Regions from separate parts of the Homo sapiens genome. Here region 2 is linked to region 1. Evidence: read pairs that join two places in POLR2A ChIA-PET (ENCODE). Cell type or tissue: MCF 10A. All regions are shown on one strand. Each heading gives the region's core, and the rest is flanking DNA. Links, peaks and the distances in the headings are about the cores only. Region 1 overlaps BAZ2B (bromodomain adjacent to zinc finger domain 2B). Region 2 overlaps BAZ2B (bromodomain adjacent to zinc finger domain 2B).

Evidence for each region. ChIA-PET counts read pairs that join two places held together with the same protein. Peaks named below come from ENCODE experiments on the same cell type or tissue, not always from the same donor. Only the 100,000 strongest peaks of a DNase experiment are listed, where the experiment ranks them.
Region 2: POLR2A ChIA-PET joins it to region 1 with 16 read pairs; 14 of 35 experiments call an interaction of 5 or more read pairs at or near these places.

Annotation. Positions count from the first base shown.
Region 1 is chr2:159,508,115-159,525,028 of GRCh38, reverse strand. The region is part of intron 2 of BAZ2B (bromodomain adjacent to zinc finger domain 2B); the gene reads left to right. Among named protein-coding and RNA genes, the nearest start is that of BAZ2B-AS1, 99 kb to the left of the region's middle. In MCF 10A, for the core only: no CTCF peak of the experiment used is centred there; a DNase peak (open chromatin) is centred at 8,398.
Region 2 is chr2:159,594,641-159,611,554 of GRCh38, reverse strand. All of the region lies in intron 1 of BAZ2B (bromodomain adjacent to zinc finger domain 2B), which reads left to right. Among named protein-coding and RNA genes, the nearest start is that of BAZ2B-AS1, 12 kb to the left of the region's middle. RefSeq lists an enhancer at 11,824-12,324. In MCF 10A, for the core only: no CTCF peak of the experiment used is centred there; no DNase peak of the experiment used is centred there.

The sequences.
Region 1 (16,914 bases), core at 6,499-11,498:
TTTATTTTAGAGACAGGGTCTCTCTATATTGCTCTGGCTGGTCTGGAACTCCTGGGCTCAAGAACTCCTCCTGCCTCAGTTTCCTGAGTAGCTGGGACTACCATGTATTTATTTTATTCTTCCAAGACGATAAATAGAGTACTTTGTCCATTCATCTATATTACTAGCATTTAACATAATGCCTTGTAAATGACAGGCCTACTACTAATTAAAATAATTTAATTAAAGATAACCTTAGTTACTTCTAACTTCGCCGATTGGATTTATTTAGGAAAATATCAATTTTACTTACAAAAAAATTATGTAATTTTAATCCAGTGTTCTTAGTTTAAAATACTACAGAATAAACTTGAGGACTTGCTTTGATAAATAGTGAACTTTGTGATTAGTGTAACAACTTTTCCACTTGTTTTTAGACTCTTAAGTAATCCCCTTTTCTCAGGTCAGAGTGTCCCCTGCAGAACCATGTGAATTGGTTCTATTGAAATATCTTGGCAGCTGCTAGGTACCTCCTCTACCCCAAAAAGCAGCTCTTTATTTTCTGCTATTCTGGGTTTGTTTGTTGTTTTGTTTTTGAGATGGGGTTGCGCTCTGTTGCCCAGGCTCGAGTGTAGTGACATGATCACAGCTCACTGCAGCCTTGACTTCCCGGCTCAAGCGATCCTCCCACCTTAGCCTGCTGAGTAGCTGCGACAACAGGCGCGCACCACCATGCCTGGCTAATTTTATTTTATTTATTTTTTTAATACCTGGCTAATTTTTTAAAATTTTTGTAGAGATGGGGTCTTGCTGTGTTGCCCAGGCTGGTCACAAACTCCTGGCGTCAATGTATCCTCCCACGTTGGTCTCCCAAGAGTTGGGATTACAGGTGTGAGCCTGTAATCTCAGTGTGAGCACATACTGGGCTTCTTCACATATTTTATTTGAAGAAAGGCCTCCTCTGCTGAATCAATTTAAAATTTTGCTGAGTGTAAATTCTTGTTTTTTATATGTATTTTTTTCCAATAGTTTATAGAAACATATTATTTCTGCCCTCTTATTCCTCATATTACCACAAATTTTAAATCAGTAGTCCATATGAATGAGACTTAGATGAATAAGCAAAAGATAGGCCGTGGACTTTGGGCACAACAAATAAATTATTCCCTGAGTATTCTGTCTCTTAATATGGATTTTTTGAGGGGTTGTTATTATATCAGAAATTATTGAAATTGGTGTATAAATTGTTAGGTACTAGATCAGGGCTTCCTAAACTTTAATGTACAGAATATTCTGAGTAAGTCTAGTCTGGGGCCTGAGTTTCTGCATTTCTGTTTCTTTTTCTTTTTTTTGAGACGGAGTCTCACTCTGTCACCCAGGCTGGGGTGCAGTGTCACAGTTCACTGCAACCTCTGCCTCCCGGGTTCAACCAGTTCTTCCACCTCAGCCTCCCGAGCAGCTGGGACTACAGGCATGCGCCACCATGCCCGGCTAATTTTTGTACTTTTAGTAGAGACAGGGTTTCACTATGTTGGCCAGGCTGGTCTCGAACTCCTGATCTTGTGATCCGCCCGCCTCGACCTCCCAAAGTGCTGGGATTACAAGCGTGAGCCACTGCGCCCAGCCTTGTTTCTTTTGTTTTTTTTTAGAGACAGGGTCTTGCTCTGTCACCCAGGCTAGAGTGCAGTGGCACAGTCATAGCTCACTGTAACTTCGAACTCCTGGGCTGAAGTGATCTTCCCACCTGAATGTCCTGAGTTGCTAAGACTACAGGTACGTGCCAACACACCTGGCTAATTTTTAATATTTTTTGTAGAGACCAGGTCTCACTATTACCCAGGCTGGCCTAGAACTCCTGGCCTCAAGTGATTCTCCCATCTCAGCCTCCTGAGTAGCTGGGACTACAGGCACATGCCACCACATCTGGCTAATTATTTTATTTTTTTGTAGAGATGGGGTCTCGTTGTGTTGCCTGGGCTAGTGTTGAACTCCTGGCCTCAAGTGATCCTCCTGCCTTGGCTTCCCAAAAATGTTGGGATCACAGGTGTGAGCCACCATACCTGGCCAAGATTCTGCATTTTTAACAAATAATTTCCATGTTGCTGGTCTGTGGACTATACTTGGAGTAGCAATGAGCTAGATGACTTTCCAAACCCTATCACCATGTTTTAGGATTTTTTTTTTGTACTAGTAAAAGTAGGCTTTTGGTATTGCACAGATACTCGTTTAAAGCGTCTGTTTCTCTACAGTCTAATGTATATTTTGACATTTTAATAGAAATTTTTGGATTTTTAAAGGAAAATCTCTTGTGTTTAGATTGATTGATCGTTCTGTGGTTGTGTGGTTTGTAGCTTCAAGTCATTCTTCAAAGTTTTAAAAATAGCCTTGACAATTATTAGACGTCAGTGACAACTTTCAGAGTTTACATTTAATAAGGAACGTCTAATTGTTTACTTATTTCTAACAGAATTGTAGTTGATACTGCCTTTGGTTATTTTTGCAGGGTATTGTTTGAGGTTAGACATTAACGTAGTATAAAATATAACAGGAAACTTAATCTTCTGTTTGACTCTGGATGTTTTAGTTGGTATAAGTACTGCTTTTTGTTGTTGTTGTTGTTAAAGCTGTTATTATTATGAATTAGTAGCAATTGTATGCCAGAGATTAGCCTGTTAATTTTATCTGTAGCACAGGTGAATTGAAAACCTAATTTGTGTAAATGGATAACCAATAGCACAGATAGCTCTTTAGTTAAATATCCTATACTCAAAAGGATATAAATTGATTCTGGGGGTACATTAATACTTATTTTTTCTTTAAGATACATCACATTAAATATTTTCATAGTCTTGTGCTTTTATTGAAGATTGTAACTAAATCATAAATCTTTAAGAAAATTCCCAGTATTACTTATTTTTGAAAATATTAATTGGTAATCAACATTTGCAGACCAGGATAGTAAAACATTTTGAGGGAAAAGTATTATTTTAAAAACTTGAGAATAATTTTCATTTTAATGATTATATTAGCCCTACATTATTTCATTTAATAATTATCAGTAGTCAAAATTGTCGAGGAAATTATATTATTACAAAAGTGACTTTAAAATGTATTTATTATTTTCTTATTTCTTATTAAATAAGTAAGCACTCGCCTTGCAATTAAAGTTTTCACATAGAATTTATGTGAAATATTGATAAAAAATTTTTTGGACCTGAGATCCAACAATTCTCTATAGAAATAAACCTCCTTTGTTTCTTCTGGTAGCATCCATTGATTTCTTTTTTCTGAAGGTACACTAATAGTGCTGATAGAAGCAGAACAATTGGAATTTACATTGAAAATAAATGTGATGAATAAAAAGCAATACATTGTAATATAGAGTTGATTTTGCTTCACCCATAAGTTCTAAAATCTAAAGGACAAAAATACTGAAAAGGTCGAGAAAAAAATGAAAGTAAGAACAAACGATTCAAAAAGAAAATGACACTGAGGTCTTGGTTTAATACATATGTATTTCAGGTTGATGGTTGATTTCATTAGCAAATCTCATTGTTATGCAATGTCTGTTCTTCTGCAGAAAAATGAATATTGTATTCTCACAGCCTCTGTGTGTATCTATTATGTTGCAATAAATGAAAATATACACATCTGTATCTGTCTTTGGCTTACTCTTTCCATTTTGTTTTTAAGGAAAAGAAAGAAAATTGAATAATATTCTTTTGTTGTTAAATTTGTTCAAAAGCCATTTCAATTTATATTATGGAAATGTTTCCTACTTTTGTTCTTTGAAGTAAACAATTATAAGATGGTTAATAATGTAACCATGATAATTATCCTATAACTTTTTTAATGAACAGAATGAATCTTGATTGATTTAAGTTGATAATATGAGATACTTCAGTGTATGTTTTCTAACATATTTTTAAATATTAGGAGTGGTTTTCCTTATTGCAGGAAATTATGGTAAGGGAGTGTATATATTATGCCAAATCTAAAGACTACTACCTTTTACAATAGCAGAATTATATATTGAGATTACTAAGGTTTGAATTTTTATAAAATAGGAAGTTCAGAAATAAATTTTAATGGCTACACATTGGAAGAATTCTTTGAATGGTAATAAAGTAATAAGCTTCATAAATTTTATGTTATGAGTTCAAATACGAATCAAACTGTATTGGATGAAAATTGTCATTTAATCTTCGTCATTTTGAGGTTTGACACTAGCTTACAAAATAGATTTGGTTTTTGGTAGTGTTCTCAAAAGTTGTCTCACAATTGAAATTATTTTGACAAGCTTGAAAACAGAAAAGCCCAAGGTTTGATTAAATATGGGTTGATTGTATACCATGCAGAAATCACCTGTATGGTAAAAATTTGCCTTCTGGTTCAATTGATGCAATCATAATAAATATCCTAGTTATGTTGAACAAACATGAGCTGTTATAAATATATACAGCAGTTTATTAATGCATTATAGTAAGTTTATTTGTATTTAGAGTATTTGCTACATGTTGAGCATTTTGTTATTCATGGTGGGTAATATAAAAGAAGGAATTTCAAGATCTAATAAGGAGAATCCCCAAATAATTATATAGTAATATATAGCTAAATTATGTAGAGAAAGCTTTTATGGGCCCTTCAAGTAGAGTCTGAGAGAGAGCCATCCTGAAAGTGATGAGACCTAAACTGATAATGAGGTAGGAGAAGAGATATGAAACAACATAAGCATAATCTGGGAGGCAGGAGGACATAAATTTAGGATCTTTGGGAGGCAGAGAGCAGACCAACCCAGTAGTAAGGAAGATATGATTTGCTACAACCTATTTACCTGACATGAAAACCAGAATGCATCATTGTTACATTTTATTAGTGTTCAGGCTGGATATTATACCATGGTAGCATGTCGTTTGACATCACTGGTAGATCTTGTTTTTTCTTGTATAATAAAATAAGAGATAGGACATTTCCTTTGTATCAGTTTTGCTGTCTTTCCTCTGCACCAGTAACAAAAAGTAAATGTTCTAAAAGTATGCAAATATGAATCTAAATTGATGCAAACTGAATGTGAAGACAGAGTCACATTTATCTACTACGGTTAGAAATACCAAACTGGGGAGGATTAAACATCATCATAGATTGGACTCCCAGCTGTTGTAATGGGCAGGATCATAGAAGGAAGATCACCAACGAAAAGAGGAACTCATTTCAGTTAAAAAGAAAGGTCCCTTGGCCAGTCTCAGCTACTGGGGAGGCTGAGGCAGGAGAATGGCGTGAACCCGGGAGGCGGAGCTTGCAGTGAGCCGAGATCGCACCGCCGCACTGCAGCCTGGGCGACAGAGCAAGACTCTGTCTCAAAAAAAAAAAAAAAAAAAAGAAGAAAGGTCCCTTATAATTGTCTGGACCTACCTACCAATGTTTTATCTTTTGCCTGATCTGGAACCCTGGTTATCTCATTTTATGTGATCTTATGCTCTCATCTAGCATAAGAACCTGACTTTAGAAAATAGAATATGAGGCCGGGCGCGGTGGCTCACGCCTGTAATCCCAGCACTTTGGGAGGCCGAGGCGGGTGGATCATGAGGTCAGGAGATCGAGACCATCCTGGCTAACAAGGTGAAACCCCGTCTCTACTAAAAAATACAAAAAATTAGCCGGGCGCGGTGGCGGGCGCCTGTAGTCCCAGCTACTCGGGAGGCTGAGGCAGGAGAATGGCGTGAACCCGGGAAGCGGAGCTTGCAGTGAGCCGAGATTGCGCCACTGCAGTCCGCAGTCCGGCCTGGGCGACAGAGCGAGACTCCGTCTCAAAAAAAAAAAAAAAAAAAAAAAAAAAAAAGAAAATAGAATATGAAGTTGGAATTTGAAAATGGAATTTAACATAAGATTCTGGAAATTGTTAGTGTATGTTTAAAGATCCAGATAAGAATTGCACACTTCCTAGCAAGATGGCTTATTTTGGGGAATCTTTCCTTATGTTATCACTCTGGCTTGCACTGAGGAAATGTTAAAAGAAACTTTTATGTGAAATTTGTTATTTTAATTGCTGTAAAGATTCTATTGAGAAAACTGTTGTATGCTCCAGTGTTGCATTTTTGAAAATTATTTTTAAAACTTCTCTCAATTCTAAGTCCTAGAGAATGCTTTGGAGCTTGTTTGTAAATTACATCTTACAGAGAATGAGAATTTTGTAATTTGATCTTGTTTCCCACTTTGATTGCTAAGGAGCTGAACCACCCACATCATAGACTTGTGCAAGACCTTACGATAGGTGTTTCTTTGTTCCAGCTTTACCTTGTGTTTTCATCTTTCTCATGTCCTCTTATTTTCCCTTTTATTCATATTAGTTTTAAAGACGGCATTCTGTTCTTCTACTCATAGTTTTGTAAGTCATCTTAAATTATGTTGGAATAAGATGGGATATAAATAATTATGTAACACCTATTTATTGTAGCAGAAGGCAAGCAAGCAAAAAGTAGGAAACTTTCTTCCTCCTCTTGTCTCTCCCTCTGCCTTCCCACCTCATTTTGCACATAGTTCTTAATATGGACGACTGAGCTCTGTGGTTTCTTGGACTTTCCAGAGTACAGGGGAATTCACTCTGAAGCTTTTTGTCTGTATAGCACTACCAGGTCCAGTTAAAGAATGCCTCAGAGGATAAGTAGGGCTGAAATATACCCAAGAGAAGGAAAAGATATATTTTTCTCATTTGTCAGCTCTGAGGGCAAGTCTTTTTCCAACTGGTTTTTGTTCCTTACCTTTTAACTGAATTGTAAACTCATAATATCAAAAGTTACTGCCTCTTGATAAAAACCACCTTCAGTGAAACCAAATATCAAATTTATTTGCTGTACCTCTTTATGTTTTCATTTCATCGTGCTCTAAATTTGACACATTATAGGAAACTAAGATGGTCATAAATCATTGAAACAATTGAAATAATAATTTTCTGATTTAAAATTTTGTTTTGTTTTGGTGTATGAATTACATACTCAAAGCTACTTATGTGGTAGGAATTACATCTCAAATTTTCTATAAAGGAAATAAGAACTGTGTTTTGCATTCCATGTGACTACTATGGTTTTTAAATTATTTAATGTTAACGTGACCAAGAAATTCAGCTGGAAATGTTAACTTCGTAGTTGTAGTTTTTTGAAAACTTGCTATTTCATGTGTCATTGTAGTAAAGGTGGTGATTAGTGATGTTAGCAACTTGCATTAATGTGGCTCAATACCGAATACATACTCCTTGAAATGACATATTACGTATATGTAATGAGACCTGTTCTGAGATTCTATACCCTTGGCACAGTCTTCTCTCCTGGGTGTTCTTTTTGTTATTTGTTATCATTCTGTTTTGTTCTATTTCAGTGCATTATAACTTTATTTTGCAAAATGAATAAATACAAACCTAATTTAAGTAGTATAATTTTAATATCTTAACATGATTATATTGTTGTAACGGGCTCTTAAGAGCTTTTTGCATTAAAATTAAATCTTACTTGTTCTAAATAGTTAGGATATTGATGCATGGCCTTAGTAAATATAGAATTTTAAAGATAAATGCAAATTTTATGAATTTACAGAATTATCTAGATTTTTTTAAGTAGTAAATTAGTTTATCATTTTGATGGAGTTGGGTTTTTTGTTTGTTTGATACCCATGGCTAATTTAAATCTTCCCTCATCAAACTACACTAAAAATTTCAGAGAGTGAAAAAACAGCAATTTGGGGGGAAAAAAAAAACTATGGACAAAGAAACTTAGTTTTCAAGCTAACAATGTTTTTAAAAAATGCTCACAGGTTAAATATTTTGTTTTGTTTTCTTTTTGATATATGAGTTTAAAATGATGTAGAGAAAAGTTTCAAATTATGTAAACTTTCTGATCATAGGAATTTTTTTTTCAAAGACTGCCACATAAATTATAAAGCAGTCTTATTTTGCAGGAAGTTGTCCAAATAAAAAAATAGACATGCTTTGACCACAAAACAATTAATTTTGGTCTTTTATTATAACTCAGAAATTTATTTTGTGTACTTTGTTGTAGCAGCTGAAATTTAAAGACTTTTCTTTATTTTTGGCAGGTTTTTGAGCAGTTATTCTTATTTGTTAGCATTGCTTTGTTTTTATAGTTTATCTGCCAGAAGTGATTTTTGAAACCTGCTTTTAAACAGTGCCAGTTTTCAAGCATTCCTATCATGTGAGTTTATGTGAGGAGTAAACCCTTCTTTAAAAAGGAAGAAAGACCTCTTCTCTTTATTGTCTGTTTGACATTAATAAAATTAAGAAAAGAACGATTACTTGAGACATCAACCTTACCTGGCTTAGTTTTATCACGTGAGCATTCACGTTTGCTGGTGATCTAAGTGCTCCACCTGCCTTTCAGTTTGTTTACCAGGAAATCAAGATGTGTAAACTGCAGGAAGTACTATTTGACCCTCTCCGACAGTATCTCATTACAATAATTGCTAATCTCTGAATAAGACAGCCATGTTTTGTGAGTAACTGAGAGAGAGAGAGGTTGTGTTAGGTAGATTTTAGGTGTTTCAACAAATAGAGCATTGTAAATGCTTACTTGGATTATGTTTTCATGATAGCTTTTGATAAAAGACATATGCTGACCCTTGGGGTCAGCAAAGCTAGGACACAATAGTAGGTATTCTTTCATGCCTTTTAACTGAAAAATATCACGGCTTGTTGTTTTGGAGTGCTGTCACTGCTCTGAATCGAAAGGATAATGGCTACTTCCTGATTAAACCCACTCTCCACAGTAAGCTGTTAATGTTATACTCTATGTCTTTTTCTCCTGTAAATGCAAGGGTATTTGGTGTTTTCTTTACTTTTTAACATTGTTTTTTCATAGATAGATCTCTTATAAATATATCCTGAAGTTAAAGTTTACAATTAGAGTAGAAACTACTGTTTAAGTTTGGAGGATTTTTTAAAATGAAAAAGTATTTCTGTTTGGTATCTTAAATCCAACCAGCTCATACACATACTGTAGGTTTTGGTTAAAGAAATTAGCTTTATTAAATAAAGACATTGAAATGATAAATGATATTAAGCTGCCACTTTCTTGCCACTCTAAACAAAATTTTAAAAATAACTTATGTAGTAAAAAGATTATTTTTTTCAGAGACTTTGGATAAACTCTAATTTTATCTTGATTTAGTAAGTTTCATAATTCTATTTACATATTCTCAAAATATCTCAATTTTAATTATGAAATTAACTTATTCTTAAATTAGCAAAGAGATCCTTATGATATAAAAACAATGTTAAGTATTCAGAATATAAGAAGGGAATAATGAGCTTCTTAGTTTTAATCCTAAATCTGGCCGTCACTCCATCTGTGGTCTTGGGACAATCATTTAAACTGCTTACCTCAGTTGTCTTGTCTACTGTCTGTGTGAGTGCTTAAGTAAAATGTGTATGTTTGTTTATTTCTGTATAGTGTTACAAACTACAAAGGAAATGAATTTCACAAGTATTTTATAAAATGGAGAACTGACTCTGCACATAGGAAAACATTTGCAGTAACAATAGACAGATAAATAAAATTTATGGCTTTAAAAGAAACACCATTACATTGGCTTTTTAATTTGGAACAGAACTCTTAGTTTTGCTCAATCTTTAATATAATATTACCAAAGGAATATAAATAGGAATATACATGTTGTTGGATACACGACTGAAATGGGAAGTAGAAAGCTTAAAGGTGATTTAGTAAAGAGTGACAAATATACTTAAAATTATTTAACTTTTTCTCAAAAGTCTTATTTCTGGAAGTAAAATTGTTCAGAGTAGAGGGAAGAATGTATGTATATATGTATTATGGACATATAAGTGCAGGTGATCTATGTAGTAAGATGTTTAATTTTTAAACTGTAGTATTAGGTATGTTGATTATATAAAAAGAAAACATAAGATTATGAAAAATCAAAAGTAGTTACTGAAGAATGTTATAGAACCTAACATCTAGGAATGTTAAAAAATGGGATAATGTAAATAGACTCCTTCTTTTGTTGAAAGAATTAAGGTAGTTTCTTTCACATAATGCTTATCAGGGTTATTTTAGGTAACTCAGTAATTTTTGATATAAATTACTGGCATATTCTGAGGAGATTCTAAAGGTTAAGTTTGTGAGTATTCTAGCTTAGTCAAGTTATCAAAGTAAAAGTTATAATAGTGCCTCTATTTTAATTTATAATAAGTAATTTATGTCATTTATTGAATACTTACTATATGCAAACCTCTGGGCTAATTCTTTTGTCATTTACTATTCATGATAATCACATGAGGTGGAGGTACCATTATTACTTCCATTTTTATCAATGAGAAAGTAATTGTAGAGAATTTAAATAATTTGATTAAGGTCCTTAGCCAGTAAATACCAGAGCCAGACTGAAAACACTAACACAATTCAGAATCCAGAACAGTCTCCAGTGTCATACCCTTAACCATTGTGTTTATATTTTGGAGATAGTAAAGGTGCTTACACACTTGATTTGGATGGTTTTATTTTTTTCATTAATTTATCAAATATTATGGAATGCCTAAGTATCAGGCACTTTAAGGAATTACAGGCAATAGCATTATAAAGCAGTACAAAATCCCTTGTCTCAAGGAGCCTGCAGTCTAGTGGAAGAGGCAGAAAATTAATAGGCTGTTAACAGTACAATGTGATAACTGATAAAATATAGGTCAGTACAGAATGCTAAAGGTGACGCAAAGGAGAGATATCCAATGTATTGTTTTATTTCCGTATTTAATTTGCATATTTGTGTGGTGTTCTAGGTACATGGGAAATATCAGCAAATGAAACTTTCAAAGGTCTCTGCTTTTGTGGCACATGTAGTAGGAGTGGAGATTAATAATAATAAATAAACTGCATAGCATTTTAGAAGATGACAAATGTTATGAAGTAAAGAAAAAGGAGCAGGATGTGAAGGTTAGGTGATGATGGGATTCAGGGGCTGAGGAAGGATTCACAAAAAAGATGATGTTGAGGAAAGATTAAGGAAGTTAGCTATGTGGATACCTTTGGAAAGTCTTCCAGGCAGAGGGCATGAGGCAGGAGCATGACTGGTTTGCTCAGGGAAATGAATGGTTGTCATTGTGAGTACGGGTATGGAGAGAGAGAGTAAGAGGAGGTATTGTCAAAGGAAATGAGTGAGTGGGTTATTCATGTAGGGCCTCAGTGGGGACTTTGAGGAGCCACTCCAGGGCTTTCAGTATTTTTAAAAAGGATCACTCCAGCTGCTATGTTTAGAATAGACTATATGTAAGGAGTCATGGACCACCAGTTAGAAGGTTCTTAGAGTAATCTAAATGAGAGAAGGTAGTGGCCTAGTAGCAGTTAAATTCTGGATGTTTTTGAGGTACAACCAAAAAGATTTCTGGATGGGCTGGATGTGAGATACAAGGAAAGAGGAGAAAAGATGATTTTAAGGGTTTTGGCAGCTGGAAGGATGGTGTTGCCATCACCTGTGACATAGGGAAGAATTTCAGGTGGAGAAGGTGTGGGATGAGGATGAAGAATCAGGACTTTGACTTTGGATGTGGTAGACCAAAATGTTCATTAGATATGCAAGTGGAGATGTGAGAAGGCTTTACAGAGTGGGTACAACCCAAATTGAGACTGAAGAATGAATTGGACTTACTTAGTCAAACAGGTAGTTTATAGTGAAATTTGAGAGCATTTGCTACATACTTGAATGAATCTTGGCATTATCTACTTTACATATTTACTAATGAAAGTAACAGCTAAACATCTAATAAGTAAAAACATTTAAAAAGTAACAAAAATATTTCAAAGAACAAAATTATTCTGGGTAGTCAAGTTTTAAGAGTATTTCATTGACTGCTGTTTTCATGAATTGTACTATCTGCTTTTACATATGTTGATTCTCACTTTAGTACTGTCATGTAAATAGTATTTCTGCTTTACATTTGGAGAAACTGAGTATGAGGGAGATTAATATTCCCTAAGGTCATTGATAGATTAGGTGATAGGCCTGGATTCAAATCCAGGTCTTTAGATTCCATTGATCATGCTCCTTATTTTAAAAATGTATGATGTTAAAATTAAAAATTTTTTAGACTTCTGTTTGAGGTCACAAGGAGTTGTCTTTTTTAAATGTTAGTTATCATTCTGTAGTGTAACACAGTCATACCCTTGGGACATAAGGCTTTTAGATTCTTGATCAAGGAGTCAAACCATTTGTTGTTGTTCTTTGAATAACTACAGAGCTTTCAGTATAGTTACCTATTAGAGACACTCCCTCTACTCCTGGTTCCCATCCCTGTGTATAGTGCTTAATAAGTGCTTAGAAAATTACAGCTGCTATTATCATCATCTTTTTGTTTGTACTATACTGTGACCTTGGGAATGAACCCAAGCTTGTTGGAATCATGTGTAAATTATAAAACTTCAAAGATTAAGGGCACAAAGACATTCTAAATAATGAAGAATGAGTTTTAATCCACACATTTTATCAGCTTAGAGACCGTCTTTATTTCTTTTCCTTTTTTGGCTGTTTTTTAGGCAAGTGAATTTGCTAAATAGCTATGTTTCTTACTGGAAAACCAGTAATCTCTAAGATGCCGCTGGGTATTTTCATTGTAAAAGTGAACGTAAGTGGTTCAACTTCAGTAGGGAATAAAAATATGGTTTTTCTTTGAAACATACTTACTTTTGAGGTGACAATGCCATATTTTAAAAACTTAAACCTTTTGCCTTCTGGATCGAAATAGAAGTTATTTCATGTGAATTAATACTGTTTACATTTATGATGTTTTTAAAGATACTTAAGAGCAAGTCATTCAGACAAACTGCAAGAAAGAAATATTTTTACAAAGCCATGTCAAACATACAGAAATACCAGTTTTTTTAAAAACCTGGTGTAGATTAAAATAGGATATGAGTCTGAATGATCATTTTAAGTATATACTGAGGGAATAGGTAGAAACTTTACATTGTCTATATATTTCTGTTCTATAAATACATGACTTTACACCAAGTCTGCTGTTTTGATACATTTCTCAAAATTTTATGCTATTTTTTCAAAGGAACAAAAAAGATGTATTCATTCTTCCTATACCTTTCTCTGAAGTTTTCCTTTTATTTTATTATCATGACTTAAAGACTTCTTTAGGTATAACTTATTTTATGGTCACTGTAATCATTAAACAGATTATTTAAGTAAACAAAAATGTTGTTTGACCCCTACAACATTCTTTATTTTAACTAAGTTATCTATGTAATTTCATATTTTAATTAATTCCACTTATGATTAAAATTATATTTCCTGAGCATTTCTACTTAGTCATAAAAATAGTAGTGTATGTGTTAAATGTTTGTGTATCACTTAGTTTTAAAATTTGTTTTATTTGGACAATGTCTTTGATTCAGTTGGGGAAAAAGAAATGACTGGTTGATCAGAAAAAAATTTCTGTTCAAAGTATTTTATTATTGCCTATTTTTAAATAATTATACTGAACTAAATCTGTTACATCCTTTATAAATTGCAATGTCCAGAGAGGCTGGGCGCGACACCTCACGCCTGTAGTGCCAGCACTTTGGGTGGCCAAGGCAGGTGGATCACCTAAGTTCAGGAGTTTGAGACCAGCCTTGCCAACATGATGAAACCCCATCTCTACTAAAAATACAAAAAAATTAGCCGGGTGTGGTGTTGGGTGCCTGTAATCCCAGCTACTTGGGAGGCTGAGTCAGGAGAATCACTTGAACCCAGGAGGCAGAGGTTGCAGTGAGCTGAGATCACGCCATTGCACTCCAGCCTGGGTGACAAGAGCAAAACTCCATCTCAAAAAAGAAAGAAAGAAAGAAATGTCCAGAGAATGAGTATTCTGATTAATTTTTTCTGGAATAGTTTGTCTTAACATTATTAAAATTTGATGTATTTGTGCAAGTATAAAATTGAATATTTTTTGATGATTTGAAGACATAGAGGGCTACTGGGTCCTGATTTGACAATCTGCGCTATTACTAATCTAGTTTGGTAAATAAAGTATAAACAAATATTAAATGAGTCTTGATTTGATAATTTGAGCAACCAGTCTAGTTTTATAAGCAAAGTGTAATCAAATATTAAATGTGTTACAGTAATTAAAAAAACCAGAGATGTCAAAAGGAGCATAAGATTAATTGCTTAATGAGTGATATGTAAGTAAAATATTATGAGTTGACAGTAAGAGAGCGGTCATTGGAATGACCAGGAAAGCTCCTTTAAGGAAAAGGAACTAGAACAGTATCTTCAAGCACTGAAGAAGGACTTCAAACATTAATTTTTACAAATAGCTTTTTTGAGATATAATTCACATACCATACAGTTCACCCATTTAAAGTATATAGTTTAATGGATTTTGGTATATTACATTTTTTTTACATTGCAGTAAAATATCTATAACATAAAATTTGTCATTTTAACCATTTTTATCTACACAATCCAGTGGTCTTAATTACATTCACAGCGCTGTACAACCATCATTAGTGTATTTCCAAAATTTTTTCATCATCCCAAACAGAAACTCTGTAACCATTAAGTAATAATAACTCCTGGTCAGATGCAGTGGCTCATGCCTGAATCCCAGCACTTTGGAAGGCTGAGACGGGGTCTCAAGGATCACTTGAGACCAGGAGTTCAAGGCCAGCCTGGGCAATGTAGTGAGACCTTTGCTCTACAAAAATAAAATAAAATAGCTGGGCATGGTGGCACACGCCTGTGGTCCCAGCTACTCAGGCCTCGAACACAGGAGGTTGAGGCTGCAGTAAACTGTGATCGCACCACTGCACTCCAGCCTGGGTGACAGAGTGAGACCCTGTCTCAAAAAAAATTTAAAAATAAAAAAAAGCAGTAACTTCCCATTTCCCTCACCATCCCCCATCTCCTAGTAACCTCTAATCTACTTTCCATCTCTGCAAATTTTCCTCTTCTACATATTTTTCATAAGTGGAATCATACAATATTTGTCCTTTTTTGGGTTGGGCTTATCTCACTTTAGAGTTTTCAGGGTTCATCTATGTTATAGCATGTAGCACAACTTCATTTCCTTTTATAGTTCCATTTTATAGATATATGTATATGTGTACATATATACATACAAATGTACATTTATACATACACACTAGTATGTATAAATGTACATATATACACAGTTGCTCATATATACATGTACATATATACATATATTTGTGTATACATATCCATATATTTGTACATATATACAAATGTACATATATACATATGTTTGTACATATATGCAAATACATATTAAATATGTATATATGTATATCACATTTGTTTATTCATTCATCTTTTGAGGGATATAGGTGTACAAGTATGTTTTCAAGTCCCTGTTTTCAATTCATGTAGTAATTTTACATTAACTTTTTGGAGGAACCACAAAACTGTTTCCAGATAGCTGAATCAAGCATTGATTTTATTCTGTTACACTGTATAGTGAATGTAAAAGATTAGGCTGAATGAATACTGGCTTCAGCACATACAGGGTATTTTTCTTAAAAGAGAGGAAAAAAGCCATATGTGTTATGTGTGAAAACATATGTATGTGTAAATAGCCACCTCTTAAAGTGAACTTTTAAAAAATAATTAAGCCTTCTGGTTGTATGTAACCCCAGTTTTGTAATATTTTCTAGAAGTGGTCGTTGAGTTTGAATTTCTTAGTCCCTAGGAACAATGTTATAAAAGGATGTTTCCACAAGTAATTAGAATTAAAAGTGTATTTCTGCCCATTTTTAAGATATCTATTAGTTGCCTTTTTTGCATTATAATATAAAATCACTGAATTATATCTGACTGGAAAGTGTTTCCAATATATTCTTTTTAGTCAATTTATTTTCTTTGATATATGTTAATATTTTATATTTTATAAGTGAGAGAGAGGACTATAATGATTTCATTCAGCATTTTTGAGATCACTCTTACAAGTATAAATTCTGGAATTCAATATGGATTAGGAGAACAATGTTTACCTATCTTTTCATAGATCAGTGAGGGACCACTAAGCCAAAAGGCAGGGATTATTTCACTGGCTTGATAAGGTTATAAGAGTGAGGAAATGGGGAGCAATATTAAAACAGGGAAACTTTGACCTAATTACAAGTTTCCCTAAGAGGGATATATAATATCACAAACCCACAAACAGTAATGAATTACCACTTGTGGATTCAATAAGGAAATAAATGGTAATAACAGATATAATGGGTCATCCTGATGACAATATTATTTAGGACATCGGAGAGTAATTTCTGGAAATAAAAGGAAAACTAATTGGAAGTTTTCTTTAAATTTCTGGTCAGGGGGTATACATGAGAGTATGTAATGCATAGGGAGATTGAAATAGCCAGCAATTTTGAAGAAACTGACATGGATAGCTCATGGAATTTTTTTTTTTATTTTTGGCAAACCTCTGAGGCAATTTGCCTTAATATGAATTTGAATCTTAAGTAGGAACTGGGAATGAGATTATAGGGTGTTTAAATCATTAACAAAAGTTAGACTTGGAGAAATCTTTTGGGAAATAAGTTTCCACTTGGTTAAAAGCAAAATTTCAATAATCTATAGAGCATATAATTGTAACAAACTAAATACTCTGAATAACTTACCGAATACAAATTCAGTAATTAGATAAGTAGTTTAAATGTTGTTAGTTTGACTTTGCTGATCTGGCAAGAAAGTAAGAAGTCACTGTGACTAAAAATTAAGTGAAATAGAAAATTTAAAGAGGATAAGAAAATGTCAAAGCCAACTTCCATTTCAAGGAACCTGCTGAACTTGTGATGGAAGTTCTATTTATGAGGCTGTATAATAGCCCATATTTGAAATCAGATAGATAGGCCAGGCGTTGTGGCTCACATCTGTGATCACAACACTTTGGGAGGCCAAGGCGGG
Region 2 (16,914 bases), core at 3,924-8,923, 89 kb before region 1:
GAATTATGATTTCCTGAAATCAAAGTTTATAGGGACCCTTTCCTTTTAAATAGGTTGTACATTACTGACTAAAGCTAAGATTTATATTCAGACATTATGCTTTCTCAACCCTTTTTACATAGTAGCCATACAACTCCTTAAAAAGAAAATCATTCTGTTACCTTTGACTATGACTCAATATTTAAGAAATGTATTTACTCATAACATATTTTTGTTGAGGTAGATATTCATATAAATCAAATTAAGGAACATTGAATTGTGTATGAAATGTGAACTTTTTTTTAAAGGACTCCTGATGCTTAGTTTATCTTTAGAGATAATATAGTCTTAATTGTACTACACATAAACATCCTGTAGTTTAAGTAGGAATTTTCAGGCATCAGATTTCTAGAAGGAAGGTAATTCTCAATAGAAAGGTCATTTTAAAAGTTCAAACTTTGATTTACAGTTTTTTCTGTTGACCGTATTAAGTATGAAATTATGGGTAATAAATATATTTAATTCATTTTCAACTGCATATTGAGTTATAAAATATTGGCCACATGTTTATTGAAAACAGGAAAAGTAAATGAATATATATGACTTTTAAATGTATTTTGAGTGCTATTTGATTTGTGGCAGTCATAATAGAGTTTGAAATATAAAATATTTAAAAGTATGGATATTTACAGTTAAACATTGAGTTTTTAACCTTAATAGGGTTTTATAAGAATATGAGGTGAAAATATAGTTTTTATTCCACATACTTAAATTTTTACTATATAAGGTAAGAGTATTTCAATTTGTTTTAAAAGATAACGCTTTAAAAATAGTTTTTATAATTTATAAAATTCAACTTGTACTTTGGCTTTTGAATGCCTTTCATTCAAATAAAAACTATTGCATATTGGGGATAATAATAATGATGGCAACATAGATAAGAACCTTTACTAATTTTGTGTTGTGCACATGTGTGCATGGTATATAAGAAAAAGGAGCATTTGGTTTGAAGATAATTCTTGGATTAGTACTTCAGCTATGTGTAGACATAATTGGGTGTTTTTTCCTGTTTTCTCCTCTTAACACTTTTCCACAAACATGCACTCATTAATCAAAGACGGTGCACTCCTGCTGAGGGCAGAGAGGTTCATCAAATTGGCAGTCAGTTTGGTGTAAAGAACGGTGTACTGAAGCTCTTAACTCGCTAGGACATAAATAAATCTAAGGTCTTTGTATGCAAACCCTAGAGGTTAATACTGTATAATTCAGTGTCCTGTCTTTGTTTTTATGATTGATGTTTTTAAATGTTTCAAGCTTGGTGAAAGTCTTCTAGTAGGTCAGGTCTGACAATCTGATTGGCTGTAGTAAGAAAGCATTAGGTTGTCAGAAGGACTTTGAGTATGCTGCAGAGATTTTGATTTTTTTTCCTATGAGATCATTGTCATATTGCCTGAGCTGTTATAGGAATGTACCAATGATTGACATTGCCTGCTGTGATAATGGACCTAGTGCATGAAATGCCAATAGTTCGGTCCTATTTGTTCAGAAGCTTACTGCTATTTGTATCCTTAACACAGCTAACATGTAGAACAAGCAAAACTACTGGGATTTCTCTGTAGAAATAGTGCTGGGATTTGGCTTTAACATGAATTGGTTGCATATTCATAATTTAAGAACAGCTGGTTACAGCAAGCACATAGTCATTTGCAAGCTATTATAAACCATTCCACTCACATGGAGCCTGTGCTTGGTGATTTTTTTTTTTTTTTATTGATCTACCTGCATTTAAAATCTGGTCACTGCTGCTACAGAAGCTCTTTATTTTAGCTGTGTTTGCAACACAGAACAGGTTCAATTTTAAATATTTAATTTAAACTTAATGCTGAATAAAATGAAGAAGCTTTGAAGGAAACAAGTGTAAAAGGTCATGTCCTACCTGTCACGGCCAGAATCAACCAAACAAACCTAGATTATACAACTATTGTAATTTTTGGAATATGTGTTTTATGATTTTGTCCATAGATCAATAACAGAATTATCCTGGATTTGGAAATATTGCTAATAATATTTTACTAGTTATACATAGTTTTGGGAAACAACATTAACAGTAGATTGTGATTAATTAGTCTAAAACAATGTCATCTAATATGTAGAAAAGTAGTATAATACTTTTAGCTTATGAGTGGTGGTGTAAAGCAAGATAGAAGGGAAAATTGGCATGACTTTATAACTGGATTAGAATAATGCTAATCCTAAAACTATAGAGTTACTCTAGTTTTTTAGAAGAAATCTAATAAGGAGTCTCTTTTGCTTTTTGAGTCACTTCTGGAGTATTAAGCACAGGTATGCTCTTACAGTATTTAGGTGGTATTGGTAAGTTAGGCCAGCTATAATAGTTTCCTGCATGTTGTCAGTAATAACTGTAAGGAAAGAGGAGAACACCTTTGTGTCTCAAGCTTTTAGTGAGAAGGGTGGGAGGAGAAAATGTTAAATGCTATTTCAGCTCTCCTTTTAGGAATCACAGGGAGCTGTGCTTTGATTTGTGTATATTAAAATAAGTGAATACCTGAGTGATTTACAATGATGCGTTTCCACACATGGTGTTAGGCTCACATGTGCATGTATGTGTTTGTCCCCACACTAGATGATGAAGTAGCTCTCAGCACTTCAAGGTTGAGTACCAGTCCTAAGAGTGCATTTTACTCTTTCTTGGCTTCAGAAATGGCTGGATAGGTTTGTAATATAACAGAATATATGGCCAAATTTAATCCAGCTGATAGTAGGCTGTACTTTTTTTTAAACAACAAATCCAAAGGTTATTAAAGGATGATGCATTGTGTTTTAGTTTTGAGTTGCATAGGATCATAACTATAATTAGTTAACTTTCCATTATTTGAGATTATATCAGGCATTTTGTAAATTATTTTATGTCTTCTTCACTCCCTTTTGACTATTGTCCTTTCATTTATTTCTCTGCTCTTTAGCATCTCATCACAGAATAAAGGAAGGAAAATTCAAACAAATCTGGTTTTCCCTGCCTTCCCCACTTCTTGATGAAGAGGGGTTCTTAGTTTTTGACTAAAATGCAGGTTTGGGATTTTATTTGTCTGCCTTTTCTGGTTCTCATTACATAATTATATTTAGAAAAGAAGAAGGGTGAGTTAATGGACTGGATTTTTATTTTTACTTTTTATTTTTTTGGAGACAGGGTCTCACTCTGTTGTCCAGGCTGGAGTGCAGTGGCACGATCCCAGTTTACTGCAGCTTCAACCTCCTGAGCTCAAGGGATCCCCACCGCCTCAGTCCGCCAAGTAGCTGGGACTACAGGCTTACGCTGCCATGCCTGGCTAATTTTTGTATTTTTGTAGAGACGGGGTTTTAGCATGTTTCCCAGGTTACTCTTGAACTCCTGGACTCAAACAATCTGCGCACCTTGGCCTCTCAAAGTGCTGGGATTACAGGCATGAGCCACCACGCCTGGCCTGACTGAATTTTTCTATACTGTATTAGTAACCCAGCAAAACAGAAAATTTAGACGTTGTTTGAAAAAGTAAAGTGACTCAGTGACATCCACCACAGAATTGCACATATTTGATACATTTGTATTATTCTAGTATTAATAATAGGAAAAGGAGGAGGCATCTACCTTCATTCTTTAAGCTTTTATTGAATGCTATCTCCAAGCATGCTCTGGGAGAGCTATGGATAACAATTTATGGAAGTTCATAGTAGGAGAGAGATGGCTTCTCATTGGAATAATTAGAAAAGGCCCTTCGGTTTAGGTAGCATTGAACTAGATCAAGAACAATTAAATTTTGAATATTCACAGATCAGGAAGAAAAGATCCAAGAAAAGAAGGACTGCATAAGCCTATTATAGAACAAATATAGAGCTAGAGCTCTATATTAGAGCCAATCCATTTGACATCTGGGATGGTTCTGCCTTTTCAAGGTCACCCCAACCCATACCTCTTCCACTAGAAGGAAAAGAAAATGTCATGGGATCCTTCCTTTCAAAATTGACTGCTTGGCTTTTTCTGGAGAAGATGGGTTAATCAGTTTCAATCCTCCATTTCAGTGATAGGCTTATTTGTGAAGGCCGGGTTAAAACTGACAAAACTACCCTTTCTGGTTAGAGGTATTCAAATCTTCTGTTTTGAGATTAACCAGAACCCCTCCCTTTTCCTTGGTTCTTTTCCTATGCTTTTGTGAACAGTTTTTCTGGAAATCTAATGCATGATCCCCCCTGCTAAGAACATTGAGTAGAGAGCAGAGGGTGATATATGTGTATCCCTTTTCTCCATGATGATGGCTCTGGCTCAAAAAACACTTTTACTTCTTTTAGTTCCTTCGGATGAATGCAGAAGACAAGCAGACTGCTGGACTGCCAGTAACGGGCATATCCATAAGGACAAAAAGGAGGGCCAGGCGTGGTGGCTCATGCCTGTAATCCCAGCACTTTGGGAGGCCGAGACAGGCAGATCACTTGAGGCCAGGAGTTTGAGACCAGCCTGGTCAACATGGTGAAACCCTGTCTCTACTAAAAATATAAAAATTATTTTTTTTGAGGCGGAGGTTGCAGTGAGCTGAGATAGTACCACTGCACTCCAGCTTGGGTGACAGAGTGAGACTCCGTCTCAAAAAAAAAAAAAAATAGAAATCCCACTAAAAAAGAGTATGAAAAAGGAAAGATTTAAAAAATTTTCAAAACACAAATGTATGAAAGATCTTTTACATAATGTCTTGGCCAAGGACAATAAATTTTAGTAGTTAGTCTTTTCCTAACTTCATTATTACTACATCATAATAATAATGAAATTTATTATTATTGCATATTAAATGTTTTATTTGCAGTATTGTGATGAACATTTACTTGCAAGAGATTTGTCATAAGAAAACCTTAAAACTTTTATGTAACCATTTTTTATCTTGTACAAGGATAAGTTTTGAGGTAAATTAAAGATGGAAAACAGTGGAAATAAAAAGTTATCTAGTGTCTAAGTTTAGTTCAAAGCCATGCTTACTATCTTTTCTGGTTTCTATGATGACATGGTTGTTGAAACATGCTTCTGATCTTTGGGTAATGTATTACTGTTAACATAAACCATTGTGATGACATAGGAAGCACCAAAACCTATCTTCAACATTTGAAAAAATCAGGAGCCGTGTATAAGTCACAAAATGACCTTTTCTTCGTTTCTGGGTTGTTAGTGCAGCATGCTGAGAAAAACAGGCTCTGCAAGGCAACATTAACTGACAGAGTTGTGGGTCAAATCTCTTTATTTTAAAAGAGGGGTTACTTTGGAGCCAAAGTTAAGTGTTCTTAGGGTTTGGGCAGAAACAACAAAAAAGGAGACAATTTTAAATAAGGTTTCTAAATGCAGTCAGAGTGGAGCATTGTTATGTAATCAAGTCCTTTTGGAACATATCAAGATTTTGTCCATAGTAGTGTAAGTATTTTAGCATTAAATTTCTGTGCCTTGTCATTAATATTTTCTGCAGCTTGTTGGGTAAATAACTCTTATCTGTAATCATGCCTTGGGGATTTGAAGTAAAAGTTGAAGGGTTAGGGAAGGGCAGTGTGAATAGTAAACACTTGGTCCAGGAAGAGAACATGTAATAACTTTAGACAGTTAGATAAAAGCTCTCTTTGCCCTTCCCGCTGCAGGAAGCCTGTTTGTAGGTACACTTGCCAAAACTCACAAAAGAGAAGAATTGTTTTAAAGAACGTGAAAATGTTTTTGTACTGTGTGTGAAATGGGAAGGTAGGAATAAGGCATGCCTGGGAAGAAAAGCTAAATTGAATGTGACCAGAAGTTTACTGTTTTTAAATTTTTATTATTATTAATTTTTTAGAGACAGGGTCTTGCTCTGTTGCCCAGACTGGACTGAACTGGGCACAAGAGATCCTCCCATCTTAGCCTCCTGAGTAGCTGGGACTACAGGCATGCACCACTGGGCCCAGCTGTTTTTTTTTTATAATGAAGTGTTCTGTGACGTAGTACCTTGAATTTGACCTTTTGCATTTTAATATGAGCCACCTTTTGTGAAATAGATTATTTTTGCAAATATTTTATTTGTTCCAAGTAGCATTTAATATACTGCAGGTACCAACTAAATTAATTACATGTACATGGGTAAAAATACATGTTTATTTCTATATTTATAATCTCAGCACTTTAAAAGTGAGCTAAAAATAATCCTACAGCTACCCATGGAAATAAATAAAAATCACTTATCAAGCCAGGTGCAGTGCCTCACACCTGTAATCCCAGCACTTTGGGAGGCCCAAAATGGGAGGATCACTTGAGGCTAGGAGTTCAAGATCAGCCTGGTCAACATAGCAAGATCTTGGTCTCTACACAAAATTTAAAAAAAAAAATCAGCTGGGTGTGGTGGCATGCACCCGTAGGCCTGGCTACTTGGGAGGCTGAAGTGGAAGGATTGCTCGAACCCAGGAGCTCAAGGCTGCAATGAGCTATTATTGCACTCCAGCCTGTGTAACAGAGTGAGATCCTGTCTCTGTCTCTCTCTCTTTCTCTCTCCTGTGCATGCACACACTCCAGCCTGGGTAACAGAGTGTGATCCTGGCTCTCTCTCTCTCCTAGCGCGCGCACACACGCGCACACACACACACACACACAAAATATATTAACTTTTCAGTTCTTTAGATTTAACAATAATTTTCCTACTTTTAAGCTGAAAAATGCCCTCCTCACCAAACTTTTTATAGTTATTTCTCATATTTTTAATTTTTTGACATTTAATGATTCTGCATTCCTTTCTGCTAGTAAAACTGTCCTTTTATGCCTATGTTAAGGCCCAACTTCCCATCAACATTTATCTATACCATATTTTCATGTGATATTGTATTCTCTAAAATTTCTATTATAAGGAATGTTGAGCTAGATAACTAAAGGTCAATTTTTTAAAGCATTGTCATGTTTTGGTTGTAATTTTGTTTCAACCTCTTGTGACAGGAATCTTTTGAAAAAATACTAATTTTATTAAATATATTGAGAGTATTCAAACTATGCTTCTTTGATAAGGCAGGCTTATCATACTGGTAAGTAATTCTATTACATTTTAGATGCCTAAATTAAAACTATTTGAGTATCAAAATATTGTACTCTACAAATATGTACAATTATTATGTGTCAATTAAAAATAGCTGGGCATGATGATTCACACCTGTAATCCCAGCTACTCGAGAGGCTGAGGTGGGAACATCGCTGGAGGCCAGGAGTGTGAGACCAGCCAGAGCAACATAGTAAGACTCCTACCTCTAAAAATAAAATAAAATATAAAATACATGTATAAGAAAGGGAAAAAAACTATTTGAGAATATAACTTGGAATTAAAAAAAATAAATTCCCATATCATATTTGTGTCATTTGCCTGTTTATGTTAAAAGGGTATATGCAGCTGTACAACTTGCCAGTTACTTATTCCTTCTTACAGTTAATCATATTCATTGTCCTTTGACTTTTCTTTAAAATTAAAAATGTATTTCTTCACTATAAAATATTAATAAAAGTTTTTAAAAATACAGAAAAGCATTGATAAAAATTTCAAATGTTCAAAATTCTATTATTCACAGGCTACTATATGCATTATTAGTTTGTTTTATGTTGAAATGAAATATTTACTGAAATGAAGGTGTTCATTAATGAAACAGCAGGTTAGTGTCATGAACCTATTCCTGCAAAAGATGAAAATGACAGGAGTGGCCATAGAGTGAAATGTGTCTGTGGTATTACCTAAGAAAGAACTAAAATAATCCACTGGATTAAGTGACAAGGACATTAGTGACCTTGGCATTAATAGTTTCAGTGGAGTGGTTTGGATTAAAGCTATAGAAATGGAAACATGTTTAAATAGTTTTGGGGTTTTGTTTTTTTTTTTGTAAGGAGGAGGAAAAGAAATTTGGTAGTTTCTGGGAAGGAAATATAGGAAGATGATTTTTTTTTAACAGGGTGAATGAAGATACAGGGGCAGAGGATATAATTCAGAGATTCTGTAAGAAATGGGAAGAAATGGGTTCCAGATCCATGTTAGACTGATAATCACGAACTAGAACGAGGGATACTCTTTCATTGTAACTAGAGGGAAAGAAAAAATGTGGGAATGCATAGTGGTGAAATTGGAGCTTGAGGAAAGAAATTTCAGAGAGTCCTAGTTCCAAATATTAGCATTTCTTCTAACAGAAATGCCTCCTTACGGCATTTTAAATAAAACAAGTTTTAATTTCCATTTTTAAAATGTATGTATTTTTACGAAGTAGCTGTTATGTAGTTTTTGCATTCTCCGTTGTTTATTAGCTCTTAATTATTTGGATTATATCATGAGCATTTTCTCTTGTCATTAAGTATTTTAAAAGACTGCATAATTTATCCAATCTTAGGGCATTTAAGTTTTTTGTTTTTGTTTTTGTTTTTTTGAGACGGAGTCTCGCTCTGTTGCCTAGGCTGGAGTGCAGTGGTGCGATCTCGGCTCATTGCAACCTCCGCCTGCTGGTTTCGAGCAATTCCCCTGCCTCAGCCTCCCAAGTAGCTGGGACTAGTGGCACATGCCACCATGCCCGGCTAATTTTTGTATTTTTATTAGACATTGGGTTTCACTATATTGACCTGGCTGGTCTTGAACTCCCGGCCTGAAGCAGTCCACCCTCCTCAGCCTTCCAAAGTGTTGGGATTATAGGTGTGAGCCACAATGCCTAGCCTCACTTTATGTTATTATATGATGGGATGAAATATCATCAAACATCCCTCAGCTTTTTTTATTCTAAGTTATTTCTGTAGGATTCATTTTTAGAGCTTGAATTGCTGGGTCAAAGAATATGAATATTTTATGGTATTCTGGAAAATATTAACTGGTTTGTATATGTGGCAAAGAGAGCCTTGATTTGTAGTGTCTTTTGCTTGTGTAAAAACTGCCACCATGGCCTGTTTCAATCCTACAACTTAATGCTATTGAACAAAGTTGAGAAATGTAGTTGTACAATCATTGTATAGTATTTTCATCATAACCATACTATAGATGTAAATAACTTCCTACAGCATAAATAATAAAATGCAAAATAATTAGGAAGTAATGTTTTGAGTGTTTATTACCCTATTATAATTTATTGACTGTAAGTTTATATAATTTAATTAATAATGATTGTTTTTAACAACTAGATTTCAAGAATTCCCAAGAATTATCAGTTGACTCTTGTGAGCCACTATGAGCAAGCTCTAGCATACCAATGCTAGGTTATCTATTTTAGTTCTCCTTTTCCTCCTTTCCTCTTCCTGTTTCTTACTCCCATTTCTGATATGTATGGTGGAATTTTTTTACCCCTAGACTGTTGTTTCCAATATAGCGAGAAATATGGGTATAGAAGACCAGTGTATCATTTTTTTCATTTATGGCTCCTAGGTTTATCTTGCTTTAAACTGAAATCTTTATGCATGGTGGAGTCTAAGTGAAAGAAGTGAAGTTTAGATTCCCAACTTATTTTTCTTCCAGAAGACTCCAGTTTTCCCCAAAACATCCTACCGACTGTTGATTGAATTACTCTTATTGTTTTTAATAATTTTTCAGTTGATTTTCTAGGGTTTTCTAGATATATAATCATATACAAACAAAGATAATTTTGCCACCTTTAGTATTTGTAACTTTATTGTATAAAGAATGAAATTAAGCTGACTACTATTTGCAATGTATTGGTAACATTGGGCACTCTTTTCCTGACTTTGGAAATGATTCTAGTACTTAAACTTTTTTTATGATATTACCTTTTGGTTTGTTATATGTATTTTTAAAGATCATGTTAAGCAAGCATGCATCTATTTCTATCTTTTTTTTTATTTTGAGACAGAGTTTCGCTCCTGTCGCCCAGGCTGGAGTACAATGGCACAATCTCGGCTCACTGCAACCTCTGCCTCCCAGGTTCAAGTGATTCTCCTGCCTCAGCCTCCCGAGTAGCTGGAATTACAGGCACCTGCCATCACACCTGCCTAATTTTTGTATTTTTAGTAGAGGCGGGGTTTCTGCATGTTGGCCAGGCTGGTCTTGAACTCCTGAACTTGTGATCCACCTGCCTCGGCCTCCCGAAGTGCTGGGATTACAGGCGTGAGCCACCGCACCCAGCCTTTTTTTTTTTTCTTTTGAGACAGGGTATCACTCTGTCACCCATTCTGGAGTGCAGTGGCACAATCTAGGCTCACTGCAGCCTTGACCTCCCAGGTGCAAGTGATTCTTTAGACTTTTTAAAAATCGGGAAAGGAAGTTGAATTTTATTAAATGCTTGGGAAACTGGTAATGCTTGTTTACCTCAGTGTTGTTGAAGGGGTTTTTTTGGTTCCTTGTTTTATGATTTGTGCTACAGGTATAGATGTTGATCATTTTAAATATTTGGAATAAGAGGCAAGAAGAGCTAGGCAACAGGAAGTATAGTTTACATATATTTTTTCCTAGAACTTTTTCTCTGAGTCTCTTGAGATCTTTGCTGTTGTTCTATATGTGAGGGTGGAACTTCGATTTTAGCAGTTTCCCTGCTTTAGGGAGAACTTGGCACACCTGAAGATGTGAGTGGGAGGAGGGAGAGAATGACTCTCTGTAATCCTGTGGATTATGAGTTTTGTGTGATGAGTCAGAGCTTTTGTCTGCTTAGTCAGATTTGATCCTCACCTTCAAAGCTGTCTCCTCAACTCTAATGAAAGGTTGAGAAAAATAAAAACGATGAGGCCAAAAAAGTAGCTCGATTATTTTCTGCTCTGCAAACATGTGTCCCAAGATCTGTGATTCCCCCCACTTCTTTTTATAGGCCCCCCATGATTCTAAACGGCAACTATGAAAGTTATGGGTTAGGACATTTCTGAATATTCTCTTACTTACTAAATTGTGAACCTTGCCCTCTTAGGGCATATGCATATAGAATCAGTCTTATTAAAAGAGTACTGGTATTTTCCCTGGTTCCCACACTAATTTTGGTCCTTTTTGTCCTGTTTGGTGGATTTCGGGACAAGATCATGTGAATGTATGTTATTCAGATTTTAAAGGCTCTTTTCACATATCCACAAAAATCCCCCTCAGAAGAATTAGTATCATTTTGTATACTCTTGCAATTGGAAGTTGAGAATATTTTTTCGTTTTTTTTTAACAGTGGGAATATTATTATTTTAATTTGTATATTCTTGATTTTTATGGATAATCATATATTCCTAAATTTGTTAGGGAATTATATTTGTTTCTGAATTGTTTGGCAGGAATGGTTCTGGTAAGATTTTGTAGCAATGTGATCATACAATAATTATCTTAAAGATTTTTCCTGATCACCCCCAAAAGGCCGGTCTCATGAGGTATGGCTTATTTACATAGGTGTGCAAAAATATTAACTACACAGGCTTCCTTGAGTTAACTTGTGCGTATCCTTGAGCCTATGCACTATGTACAACTACTAAAGCTACAAAATTAACTTTTGAACTTTTTCTAAGGAATCTGAGCTAGGACATTTAAAAATTACTGATATTTCCTCTCCTCAGGCTAGAAAGCAAGCCTGGGACATTCTACGAGATTTTACCTACTATAGTACCCCCAATTATCCCTCAGATTTCTTTCTTTCTTTCTTTTTCTTTTCTTTTTTTTTTTTTTTTTTGAGAAGGAGTCTCGCTCTGTCGCCCAGGCTGGAGTGCAGTGGCGCGATCTGAGCTCACTGCAAACTCCACCTCACGGGTTCACGCCATTCTCCTGCCTCAGCCTCCCGAGTAGCTGGGACTACAGGCTTCCGCTACCACGCCCGGCTAATTTTTTGTATTTTTAGTAGAGATGGGGTTTCACCGTGTTAGCCAGGATGGCCTCGATCTCCTAACCTTGTGATCCGCCTGCCTCAGCCTCACAAACTGCTGGGATTACAGGCGTGAGCCACCATGCCAGGCCCCAGATTTCTTTTTTTCTTTTTTCTTTTTTTTTTTTGAGACAGAGTTTCCCTCTTGTTGCCCAGGCTGGAGTGCAGTGGCACAATGTCGGCCCACAGCAACCTCCACCTCCCAGGTTCAAGCGATTCTCCTGTCTCAGCCTCCTGAGTAGCTGGGATCACAGGCATGCACCACCACACCTGGCTAAATTTGTCTTTTTAGTAGAGACGGGGTTTCTCCATGTTGGTCAGGCTGGTCTCAAACTCCCAGCCTCAGGTAATCCGCCTGCCTCAGCCTTCCAAAGTGCTGGGATTACAGGCTTGAGCCACCGCGCTCGGCAGTCCCTCAGATTTCTTAAGTTTGTGTGGCCTGCCAGAAAGTGATCTTCCTTATCACCTAAAAGGCTGAGTCCCTGTAAGACAGGGACCAGGCTAGTTTTCCAGGGAGGGCTCGTAAAGTCAACATTAGTTCCTTAAAAGTAACTTGTACCTGTTTAAGTAAGCATCGTTCTCAAATATGACACTCTAGGTAAAACGTCAGTTGCTCAATAAGTTGAGTAGCTGGGATTACAGGCGTGTGCCCCCAAGCCCAGGTAATTTTTGTATTTTTAGTAGAGATGGGGTTTTGCCATGTTGGCCAGGCTGGTCCTCAAGTGATCCTCCCTCCCTGGCCTCCCAAAGTGCTAGAATTACAGGCATGAGCCACCACACCCAGTTAACAGCTATATTTTATGTATGTATGTATGTATGTATTTATGAGACAGAGTTTCACTCTTGCCACCACACCCAGTTAACAGCTATATTTTATTTATTTATTTACTTATTTTTGTGACAGAGTCTCACTCTTGTCTCCCTGGCTGGAATGCAGTGGCTCAATCTTGGCACACTGCAACCTCTGCCTCCCGGGTTCAAGCAACTCCTTCAGCCTCCCAAGTAGCTGGGATTACAGGTGCCTGGCTAATTTTTGTATTTTTAGTAGAGACAGGGCTTCACCATGTTGGCCAGGCTGGTCTGTTTGGCCGGGCTGGTCTCAAACTCCTGACCTTGTAATCTACCCACCTGGGCTTCCCAAAGTGTTGGGATTACAGGTGTGAGCCACCACACCCGTCTGTAATTATTTCTTGAGTTTTTGATCAGTATTTCCCCCAAGAGTGAAATTATAATGGACAGTAAAGACATTGACACATTCCCAGGGATTTCTCATAAAACATAAGTTTTCTGAAATATTTGTACTAATAATGTGTTATCTATATAATCTTAACCTAGGAAAAGCTAAATATCTCTTTTGATTTGACACTGTTCCCATGCAATTCTTATGAGAGTAACATATCAAGTAAACCCAATTCTTTCCAGCAGCTCTTTTTTTATGAGGTGAAAGAATAAGTCAGCCAGGCGTAGTGGCTCACGCCTGTAGTCCTAGCACTTTGGGAGGCTGAGGTGGGTGGATCACAAGATCAGGAGTTCAAGACCAGCCTGGCCAATATGGTGAAACCCTGTCTCTACTAAAAATACAAAAATGAGCTGGGCGTGGTGGCAGGCGCCTATAGTACTAGCTACTCGGGAGGCTGAGGCAGGAGAATCGCTTGAGCCCGGGAGGCAGAGATTGCAGTGAGCAGAGATCGTGCCACTGCATCCAGCCTAGGTGACAGAGCGAGACTCCGTCTCAGAAAAAAAAAAAAAAAGAATACGTCTATGTGGTCTTATTGAGGCACTCTGGGAAATCTGAAAGATAGTTTAGTGTATTTAGTGTATTGTGAAAGTTTTATTTTTCTGTATTTAGGATCTGATTGGGGGAATGCAAATAGAGAGTTGTTAGGATATTTGGGGTTTGATTGAGATAGAGTCGTGGCTGCCTGAGAAACAAGCTTTGGTTACTTATTTAATCAAAGTAACAATAAACATACACATAGAAGGGAAAACCTGGCTGGAGGAGGTGGCTCACTCCTGTAATCCCATCACTTTGGGAGGCCAAGGCGGGCAGATCACCTGAGGGTGTGGTGGCACATGCCTGAAATCCCAGCTACTTGGGATGCTGAGGCAGGAGAATCGCTTGAACCTAGAAGGCGAAGGTCGCAGTGAGCTGACATCGCGTCACTGCACTCCAGCCTGGGCAACGGAGCAAGACTCCACCAAAAAAAAATTTTAAAAAGTAAGACCTTACCTGTTTCATACCTGAGGAGGAAGCTATTCATTTTTGTTTCTTTAGATGATCAAGGACATAATGAACTCAACATAAGCACAGAAAGTTATTCTGTTAGGATACAGAATTTCTGCTATTTAGTCACTTTACACAGAAGGTATAGAATAGCCTTTCACATTGAAGATGAAGGAATTAACTAGTATTCTAAGGAAGCAAGTCCATCAATGTTGAGTGAAATTTTCTAAACTTTAAAATGTTTCGAACATTTTAAATACTCAAATTTGCAAGAAAAAAACAATCCCATCAAAAAGTGGGCTAAGGACATGAGTAGACAATTCTCAAAAGAAGATATACAAGTGGCCAACAAACATGAAAAAATGCTCAACATCACTATTGATCAGGGAAATGCAAATCAAAACCACAATGCAATACCACCTTACTTATGCAAGAATGGCCATAATCAAAAAGCCAAAAAATAATAGATGTTGGCATGGATGCGGTGAACAGTGAACACTTCTACACTGTTGGTAGGAATGTAAACTAGTACAACCACTATGGAAAACAGTGTGGAGATTCCTTAAAGATCTAAAAGTAGAACAACCATTTGATCCAGCAGTCCCACTTCTGAGTATCTGCCCAGAGGAAAAGAAGTCATTATATGAAAAAGATATGAATTAATGGCATTTGCAGCAACTTGGATAAGATTGGAGACTATTATTCTAAGTGAAGTAACCGAGGAATGGGAAACCAAACATCGTATGTTCTCACTCATAAGTGGGAGCTAAGTTATGATACGAGGATGCAAAGGCATAAGAATGACACAGTGGACTTTGGGGATTCAGGGGGAAAGGGTAGGAAGTGGGGCTGAGGGATAAAAGATTACAAATTGTATGCAGTGTATACTGCTCAGGTGTTGGGTGCACCAAAATCTCACAGATCACCACTCTTGTAACCAAACCTCACCTGTTCCCCAATGCCCTATGGAAATAAAAAATTAAAAGATAGAAAAAAATAAATAAATGGAGAAAAAACAAAAATAAAATGTTTGGTAGCTTCTTTTCTATGTTAGCTGCTATAAATCAAGACAAATTTACTTTCTAGGTTAGGTCCTTCATTGTCTTTTATATTCTTGAACAAACTTTAGGGCCGTGCTTCTAACAGGATCTGTGGTGTCACGCATATTTTTATAAAAATACTAAAATTTGCTAAAATGCAATATATTAATCATTGTTGTCTTCAAATGAAACAGTAAATAAGCGCTTAAAATAGTTCTGAGTCTTAATTTCCAATATGGTAAACATCAAGACTTACAACCTATGTACAATGAAAACTCTTTTGGAGTCTTCAACAAGTCCTAAGAGTGTAAAGAGGCCAGGAGACCAAAATGCACAAGAATCCGTTCTTTAGGACAATACTACTCCTTTTCCTTTAAAATAAATGCACATACCGAGCTGTGATTCCATGTCATTGTTGCTCCTGGTATAGTCTGTTAAAAGAAAGACTTCAGCCAAATTTATTTAAAGTGTTTAATTGAGCAAAGAAAATTCACGAATCAAGCAGCCTCCCAAGCCAGAGTAAGCTCAGAGACTCCAGCGTAGCCAAGTGGTGGAAGAAGATTTATGGACAGAAAAAGGAAGTGACATACAGAAAACATAAGTGAGGTACAGAAATAGCTGGATTGGTTACAGCTTGGTATTTGCCTTAGTTAAACACAGTTGGAACAGTTGGCCACATTTGATATGCCAAAACTGGGTGATTGGCACAAGAGTGGGCTATGGACTGATAGTACCTCCGCTTGTTAGATATAGTTCAGAATGTACAGAGAAGCCTCTAGGTTGAATTTAAAATATGTAAAGAGGCAGCTTTAGGCTAAACTTACATAACAGATTTCAATGAATCATATTAATTGTAACTTTTAGTCGAAGTGACTAATTTCTGTTTTACAGAGAAAAGTTGGAGGTGAATAATTGAGAACTGTGTCATATACCAGCATTTTAGCAGACTAGTAGAATTCATGAGCACACACAACACCACTTTTTACAGCACGCATACCTCTTTTTCGCCTCTTAAAGTGGCAAAAATTGACATTTCCACTAACATGACCTAAAACAGCTTGTCATTAGTATATAAAAACAAGAAACAAAAGTGTATGTTTAGCCTGTAATCCCAGCACTTTGGGAGGCCGAGGTGGGCAGATCACCTGAGATCAGGAGTTTGAGACCAGCCTGACCAACATGGAGAAACCCCATCTCTACTAAAAATACAAAATTAGCCAGGTGTGGTGGTGCATGCCTGTGATCCCAGCTACTCAGGAGGATGAGGCAGGAGAATCGCTTGAACCCAGGAGGCGGAGGTTGCGGTGAGCCGAGGTCATGCCATTGCACTCCAGCCTGGGCAACAAGAGCAAAACTCCGTTTAAAAAAAAAAAAGTATATGTTTAAAAGGATGCATAGTAATCAATGTTTCAGTATTTTGCTTAGAAGTTATTACGCATTGAATAATTATTTAATATCAGTCCAAGGTTTTAGGCTACCTAAAGATTTGAAAATTATCTTCAAGCTGCCATGCTGCAAAATATACTTACTGTTGAAATAAAAATTTGTTGGGCCATGCCCGGTGGCTTGGGCCTGTAATCCCAGCACTTTGGGAGGCTAAGGCAGGCAAACAGCTTGAGCTTAGGAGTTTGAGACCAGCCTGGGCAACATGGTGAAGCCCTGTCTCTACAAAAACTACAAAAAATTCACTGGGTATGTTGGCACGCGCCTGTAGTCCCAGCCGCTTGGGAGACTGAGCTGGGAGGATCCCTGGAGCCTGTGAGGCGGAGGCTGCAGCAAGCCATAATCACGCCACTGCACTCCATCCTGGGCAACAAAACAAGATTACATGTCAAGAAAAAA